Linked DNA regions of Homo sapiens: region 1 is linked to region 2. Evidence: read pairs that join two places in POLR2A ChIA-PET (ENCODE). Cell type or tissue: GM12878. All regions are shown on one strand. Links, peaks and the distances in the headings refer to the core of each region. The heading gives the core; the rest is flanking DNA.

Region 1 (4,402 bases), core at 326-4,325, 68 kb before region 2:
TCCTTACTTTCTGGGAATATAATTTTTTAGGGATATGTAAGTTTTGCTTAACTTACGCTATTTACTATGAATGAAGACTCAGCTTCTGCAAAGATAGATATCAAACTAAGTTAAAATTGGTATGTTTGCAAATTATTTTTGTCTGGTAGAGATGCAAATAACTTCTGTCCAGCAGAAAAGATAATCTCAAAAGTTGAGGTTTTATTGCCCTACAGAACATTAACCAGTTTTAAATCAAACTTTGTGACCTTTTTTCAGCATTGTGTCTTTCATTGGACATATAAACAAGCCTCTGCTGTCCTCTTTTGAAGCCACTTTCTATTTCTACTGGTAGCCTCATAGACCTTTGACGTGTTTATTCTATACTATACTTTCACAAAGTCATGTTTAAAAAATATTTTTAAAGTTATACTTTAACACTAACCCTATTTATTGAATGTTCATCAAGTTTAAGGCAATGTGTTAATTTCTTAATATGTGTTATACTATTAAATTCATTTTCTATGAGGGAGAAGTTATTACTCCAATTTGAAAGATGAAAAAACTGAGGCTCGGAGGAATTGAATACTTAGCAAGGTTGTCACCTAGCTAAGAAAGAACAGATCCATGATTCAAGTCCAATCTTCATGTTTTTTTCTCTTTGCAATATTATGGGCTGAATATTGTTTTCCTATCATGTCTACCCACTGTTGATAATATTATAAAGAATTGGTCTTTCTCTTTTCTAGATAAAATAATTCAGCTAATGTAGATTAAAATTACACTAGCTTTTGAGGGTAGATTGATCAATCTGTTGTTTCATGCTGACCTTACTGTCAATTAAACTTCCCATACTAATTATTCCCAAGAACTGGTTTTAAGTCAAACTTGAATTCACCATTAAGAGTAACATACTTGTACAAAATATAACAAAATTTAATTTAAAAATTAAAAAAATCACCTACGTTATTGTTAAAATGACATTGCGGAATTGTATGCTTAGAAGGAATTGGCTTTTTAAAATACCATTTAACAGTTATGCTATCCAATGTAAATATTAAAGAAGAATACATGGTCTGAACCCTAACATTAGAACTTATGGTCAAATATGTCAAGCACAGCTGTAGAACAAGAATTTAAAGGAGGCTTAAAATGAGAATTCTAAGCTTGAAACTCCAAATTATTTAATTAGGTTCTCAAGTAGAACAAAATTGAGGCAGCGCTATTATAAAGGAAGAGTTCTTCTGTATAGTAAAAACTGTATGGAATTCTGAGAAGATTCCAAGGCAGAACTACAACTTTTTAAAAATTGGAATTCTACAAATAATTCATTAAAAAAACCTCCAGACTTTTACAACCAATACAAAATATGTCCCACTGAACGTTGTCACCAAATGAAATATGTCAGAGACATCTGAATTAAAAAATCTTAGACATCAGTAGGTTGCGTGGGGTAATTTTCTTTTTTTTTTTTTTTTGAGTTGGAGTCTCGTTCTGTCACCCAGGCTGGCATGCAGTGGCGCAATCTTGGCTCACTGCAAGCTCCGCCTCCCAGGTTCATGCCATTCTCCTGCCTCAGCCTCCCGAGTAGCTGGGACTAAAGGTGCCTGCCACCACATCCAGCTAATTTTTTTTGTATTTTTAGTAGAGACGGGGTTTCACCGTGTTAGCCAGGGTGGTCTCAATCTCTTGACCTCATGATCCACCCGCCTCGACCTCCCAAAGTGCTGGGATTACAGGCGTGAGCCACCGCGCCCGGCCATTGCATAAGGCAATTTTCACATTAGCTCTGCTTCAACAGAATTTGTCAAATTCTCAGGAAGGTAAATGACGACTTCTATAGAATTAGGTAAAGTTACCTGAATGTACTCACAGGGAATTTCCCTCTGATTTGTACTTTACAGTCAGATATGCTCTTTTTTTTTTTTTTTTTTTTTTTCTTTTTTTTGAGACGGAGTCTCTCTCTGTTGCCCAGGCTGGAGTGCAGAGTACAGTGGTACAATCTCGGCTCACTGCAACCTCCACGTCCCAGGTTCAAGCGGTCCTCCTGCCTCAGCCGCCTCCCCTGCCCCACCCCAGATTACAGGCACGCACCACCATGCCCAGCTAATTTTTGTATTTTTAGTAGAGACGGGGTTTCGCCATGTCGGCCAGGCTGGTCTCAAACTCCTGACCTTAAAAGATCCTCCCGCATTGGTCTCCCAAAGAGCTGTGATTACACGCATGAGCCACCGCGCATGGTCTGTATTTGAGTCCAGAAAATGGAGATACATGTGATCCATCTGCCTTGGCCTCCCAAAGTGCTGGGATTACAGGCGTGAGCCACCGCACCCGGCCCAGACATGCTTCTTTTAAGAGGTGGCTAGAATGAGGATATTATGTTCTCTAGGCCATACAAAGCTATTTTGTGATTTTTATTTTCTTTAGGACAGTGGTTCTCTGTTGGTCCATTAACTACGGGGAGGTTTCCAACACCCTTCAGGGGTTCCATGAGATGCAAAAAAAAGATAAGTTGAACTGTGATGCTTCGCATGAATCTAGACAGTGGTACCAAGTTATACCAATAGTCATTGTATTCTTCACTGCTACACACTCACAGATTAAAAAAAAAAAAAGCCTAGCTTTACTTGATAAATGAGCAAAATTATTAATTTTATTTAATCCTGACCCTTTAGCACACCTTTTATATAATAACGAAGGAGGAAAGGTGCATAAAGCACCTCTGCTGCATACTGAAGTTGACTTGAGGGAAAGCAGTTGTGCGACTGAGTTGCAAGCTGAACCTCTTTTTTCATGAAACACCATGTAAACGTAAAAGAATAACTGACAGACAAAATATGGTTACTGACACTTGGGTATTTGGCAGACACTTTCTCAGAAATGAACCAAGTGAGTGTCTACTTTAAGGAAAACAGTAATATTTGTTGCAATGATAAAATTTATGCTTTCAAGAAAACGTCATAATTTTAGAAAATCTGGATCTGCACCACGAGCATGACAACTTCCCAATATTTAATGACTTTTTAAAATAAGTGGTGATATTAACAAATGTAATTTTTTGATGTTATATGATGTAATATGTTTGCATTGGAAGATCTGCATAACGCAGTTTACTAATATTTTCTAAATGAGCAATGTAGGCTAAGAAAAAATCATGCATAAGTAAAAGATCCACTCAAAGTACAAGGTAGGTCAATAGATCTTAATGTAACTGCATGTGAACAATTCACTAACATGATTTTATTTTTTCACATTGTAATAATTTTTTTAAAAAATTACCACTTGTTGAATGTTGGTAGAGTTTTAAAAAAAGAATATCCAAAATTATCTGAAAAGGCTACTAAAAATATTTCTTCCTTTTCCGACTATATGCATATGCTAGGACTGATTTTTGTATGACAATAGATTGAGTGAAGAAGAAGATATGAGGCCTGGAGCAGTGGCTCATGCCTATAATCCCAGCACTTTGGGAGGCTGAGGCAGGTGGATCACCTGAGGTCAGGAGTTTGAGACAGCCTGGCCAACATGGTGAAACCCCATCTCTACCAAAAATACAAAAATTAGCTGGGCATGGTGGCGGGTGCCTGTAATCCCTGCTACCCAGGAGGCTGAGGCATGACAACTGCTTGAACCCAGCTGGGAGGTGGAGGTTGCAGTGAGCCAAGATTGCAGCACAACACTCCAGCCTGAGAAAAAAAGAAGATATGATTTATCCAGTCATCTTCCATTAAGTCAGACATTAAGGAGATTTACAAAAATGTAAAATGTCATTTAATAAATTCATAAATAAAGCTTTAAAATTGTTTTAGTTTTAATTTCCAATACTGTAAAACATAAACAGATAGAATCCACATAGACAAAGGCTGTTGAAGTCCTTAATAAATTTTAAGAGCGTAAAGAGGTGCTGAGACAAAAAGGTTTAGAACTGCTGAGTTAAGAATATAGTATCTTGAACAGGGTTTCATTTGGGAGTGATGAAAATGTTTTGACTTAGAGGGAATGGTTGCATAATACTGTCAATGTACTAAATCCCATTGAATTGTATACTTTAAAATGGCTAATTTATGTTAAGTGAATTTCACCTCAATAAAAAAATTGTATGTGACTGTGTATATATGTTTTTATACATATATATTATATAGTAATATATAATGAATATATGAATATATCTAAAATGAATGTATATATGTAAGAATATATTATCTTAGAACCCATAAGTCAAAAGTCCAGGTGATATGGTACAATTTCCTTTCACAGAATTAAAACCAAGAGACATGAGTCTATTTATTGTTAGATATAAATTCTAAATTTCTTTTCAAATAATCAGTATGTCAGTATGTTCAATTCTTTGCCTTCTACTTTTAAACTTAACTTCCTCTTAAAGCAACCTTTTTTGATTACCTACTCCACCCTGACTCATTCC
Region 2 (4,402 bases), core at 161-4,160:
CTGTGCCAGCTCTGAGCACCTAGCCACACTGGCTGTCTTTCAAGAACATTCAACTAACCATGCTTTCTCCCCAGCACAGACTGTGGATTTCGCACGGGAGCCTTTGGCTCCCAACTCACATTACCCTCAAGTGTCCTTTCCTCAAGAAACTCACTCAGACGTTCCCACCTAGGTTAAAGCCCCCATTGTGCACTCAGATACAGGACCATCAACCTTTCTTTCAGACTATGATGCACCACTGCAAGTTTACACTGATATGTGTGATTCTGTGAAAAATGTCTACCAAACTAGAATACTTATTCATGAGGGCAATGGTCCAGGTATATTTACTTCACTGGCTACTACAGCTCTATCTTTCACCATCAACTATAGCAATGGATATGAATTGGAAGTGTGTGCATGCACGTGTCATTTTTCATTTTGGATACGTGAATAGGTAAATTAGTGAATGAATGGTAGAGAGAGTTGCCGAGGGGCAGTGTGTCAAAATGACCTTTCAATTTCAACTGATATAAACCCTCTGAGAGTAGATGAGTTCTTTTAACCTTTTGGTCCTCCACTTTCTCATTTTTTTTGTGATGATATAAAGGTTAAATAAAGAAATGAATAGGCTGATCTAACCACTTCCTTCCTTCCTGTATCAATACAGGCATGCCACCTAGCAGCGAAGCCCAAGAATGGGCCCAAGAAAAAGGAAGAACAAAAGTGGCACAAGCTAAGCCATGAAACATAGGAGACAAAAGCAAATTTAGGTTTTCCTGGACACTTTTAGACCTCCTGCATTTTGTCCATCAAGGCATTATCATCATTGAGCTGCATGTGGTGTGAAGCTGGGGCTGAGAGGAGGGCTTCTCCATATTACACTAACTCGGCCATCTAAATGAGGGTCAAGAGGGGCCTGAGGCCTGAGGGTCAAGAGAGCCCCTGGAAAACACAAGTATTCTCCGCTAGACCATCATGCTACCCGTGAGACCTGATTCCTCAGGCTCAAGAGCCCCTCTTCTGAAAATCACTGACCTGCAGTTGCTCAACTCCAACCTTCAGTATTCAGAAAACCAAGAAATTTGGCAAGAAGTGGCCAAATCGCCCAATTTGAATAGAAGAAAACTTTCCATACTATAAGTTGACTGATGGACACATATATATAGTCTATAAAAACAGCACACTAGGACATGCCCCCAAACGACCCCATGCCTGCATCCCTGGAATTCTAACCAAACCCTGGGGAGGGAAATCCTCATCCAAAGGAGAGGAGCTAATCTACTGAATTAGCCTCAACATGAACTAGAAAGGGTTACTGTCCCTAAAGCTGGTATTCAACAAGTTTTTCCTAGTCTGAATTTTTTCCCCAGGAAATTTAGTCAATTCTCCTTTGATTAAAAAGAAAAAAACAAACCAAACCTTTTTTGTGGGAGAAATGGAATTTGCTGGAAGCACTGTAGGTTATGCATAAAAACAAGAGGATTGAGGTTGAGCACCCTGGCTCTCAACTGTAATCTCAGCACTTTGGGAGGATGAGGCGAGAAGATCGCCTGAAGCCAGGGGTTTGAGACCAACCTGGGCAACATGGTGAAACCTCATCTCTACAAAAAGGTTAAAAAAAAATTTGCTGGGCATGGTGGTGTGAACCTGTGGCCCTAGCTACTCAAGAAGCTGAGGCAGGATGATGGCTTGAGCCCACGAGGTTGAGGTTACAATGGGCTATGATCATGCCACTGCACTGCAGCCTGAGCAACAGAGTGAGAGCCTGCCTCAAAAAAAAAAAAAAAAAAAAAAAAAAAAAACTGAGAAGTAAAGGATTTCTAACATGGATGGATGGATGGATACAGGAAATTGTCGAGTTGCTGTGAGCAGGCCACTTCAGGGGCATGTTCTCACCACAGAAATTTATGCAATTTTCCAATGTGATTTGCTCTTTATAGAGCCTGGTTGGCCTCCCTCATTCTGAATTTAATCAATTTCAACACCCTTAAAAGCCATTGAGAAAACCACCCACATTGAAATGAACATAAATTCCACCTGAAGAATAATTTCCAATTTTCACACACACAGAGGGAAGACTAGAAGGGCTTGCCTGTTTTCCCCTAATCATGTGAAGCCCCAGGGTTGCCAGGGCTCCCTGGGCTGTGGCCCCTGGAAAGCTGTCCTCATGATAGCAGCTCTCAGAAGCTTCAGTGGGGCCCAGGAAAGGTGGCCAACTGGTTCTTAATTATCTGGGTGTGCATTCTCTATTGTGGAGGTTACCCACAGCCAATTTTTAATCCCAGATCAGCACTCCAGGGACCCCCATGCACCATCCCTACACCAGACTATTCTCTGCCCCCTGGCTGGTATGTTCAGGGAATGTGAACTAACTTTAATATTAACTAAAGTCACACAGACAGAATTGTAGGTAGTGGAAACTGAATGAGCTATAAAGCCAGACAGACCTGGATTAGAACCCTGCCTCAGCTACCTCTGGCTGGATATGACCTTAGCTTCACCTTTTTGAGGCTCACCTTCCTCGCTTGTATAATGGGGATAACTCAACAGGATGCTACGAGGGTCAAATGAAATGTATAGCAACTGGGATTTACTTGGTATTCAATACATGATCATGACCAATATTACCTAGTATTACCAATATTAGAATGTTACTATATCCTAATATTTGAATGAAATCTTCCAGTTGATGAAATACTTTTCATATTCAAGTTCATGTTATCTTTATGATAACCCCATAGGGTAAGTCTTGCTACTCTTCTTACTCATAACTACTGTGTTTTCACACTAATGAGTGTAATGAGGGATAATACATTACAGTTTATAAAATAAATTAATAAACTATAGTTTATTTGATTTTCCCAATATCTCTGCTAAGTTTTTATGATGAGGAAAGCCAGACTCACGTTAAGTGGTAACAACAGCAATGATAACCGTGGCTAACACTTACTGAGCACAGACTACATTGCTCTGAGCTACACAGTTAGGTGCATCATTTTCTTATCATCATCATCATCATCATCATCATCCGTATTTTGTAGATAGGAAACCTACGCTCAGTCAGGTTAAGGAATTTCTGTAAGATTATAGCATCAGTGAGTAGTGGAACCAAGATTTTATTTAACTCAGTCTGACTCTTGGGCTCATCCTCTTCTACTCTTTGCTTTCTGCTAGAGACAGTCAGAAAGGAACTGGGGGCTGTGGATCAGGTTCTGTGGATCCTACCATTTCTATTCCAGTAGCGGCTCTCAACTCCAGTGAACAAGAGTGCACTTGTAGAAATGCAGATTCTGGGCCCTCTCCCGGCAATTATGCATCAGTACATGCGAGAACCCCACTTGGAAAAACACTGTACTATATACTAAGCAATTAAGATTATTACCACCAAAAACAAACAAAAATGACTTAATTTAGTCAATTGCCAGTATCTATACCACATTCCCTGCTGGACAACAACTATTTGCCAGTGCTATGCATCTTAATATGGAATGCTGGATTGTTCCACTTTGGCATATGGGATGATTCCAAGAGGTTCACAAACATTTCTCAGTTATACTTTTATTTTAATGAATATTAGAAATCTACTGATTTATCACACATAGCAAAATATATTTCTTTTTTAAATAAACTGAGGTAAAAAATGGATGAATTGGTTTAAAACCAGTAAGCAAATTAATAATAAAAGTAGTATATGTATATATTTAAAAAGTCAGCCAGGTGCAGTGGCTCATACCCAGAATCCCAGCACTTTGGGAGGCCGAGGCAGGTGGATCACTTGAGGTCAGGAATTCGAGACCAACCTGGCCAACATGATGAAATCCTGTCTCTACTAAAAAAAAAAAAAAAGAAAAAAAAATTAGCTAGGCATGGTGGCAGGTGCCTGTAATACCAGCTACTTGGGAGGCTGAGGCACGATAATCACTTGAACCAGGAAGGTAAAGGTAGCAGTGAGCCAAGATTGTACCACTGCATTCTAGCCTGGGTGACAGGGTAAGACTCCATCTCAAAAAAAAAAAAAACACAAAAAATCATGAAGGTGACAGAAATAATAAATTGGGGAGCTCAAGTCCTAATGTGTCCCCAAACATGCACTATGTTCAACCTGGCTGAAAGAATGAGATGGGAGAGGACCATATTCTACCTGTAAGATATTCTGTTCCAGTAACATCATCCTTGATCTTTGCTTTCTCTCACACCCTATATCCAATTCACACACCACATCCAATCCATTAACCAATCCTGTCACTAATAACTTAAAACCGTATCCAGAATCTAACTACTCTTCACCATATCCATTGCTAATACCTTGATCCAAGCTGCCATCATCCTTTGCCTGGACTGCCTGCAGCAGTCTCCCAGCTGCTTCAATTTTGCCCCCACCCCCCACCCCCACCCACCCCACTACGGTTTATTCCCCACC

The links. Peaks named below come from ENCODE experiments on the same cell type or tissue, not always from the same donor. Only the 100,000 strongest peaks of a DNase experiment are listed, where the experiment ranks them.
Region 1: POLR2A ChIA-PET joins it to region 2 with 6 read pairs; 5 of 35 experiments call an interaction of 5 or more read pairs at or near these places.

What each region holds. Positions count from the first base shown.
Region 1 is chr5:143,094,877-143,099,278 of GRCh38, reverse strand. All of the region lies in intron 17 of ARHGAP26 (Rho GTPase activating protein 26), which reads right to left. Among named protein-coding and RNA genes, the nearest start is that of ARHGAP26-IT1, 95 kb to the left of the region's middle. In GM12878, for the core only: no CTCF peak of the experiment used is centred there; no DNase peak of the experiment used is centred there.
Region 2 is chr5:143,026,775-143,031,176 of GRCh38, reverse strand. All of the region lies in intron 12 of ARHGAP26 (Rho GTPase activating protein 26), which reads right to left. Among named protein-coding and RNA genes, the nearest start is that of ARHGAP26-AS1, 160 kb to the right of the region's middle. In GM12878, for the core only: a CTCF peak has its summit at 670; no DNase peak of the experiment used is centred there; H3K4me3 peaks cover 474 bases; H3K27ac peaks cover 1,097 bases.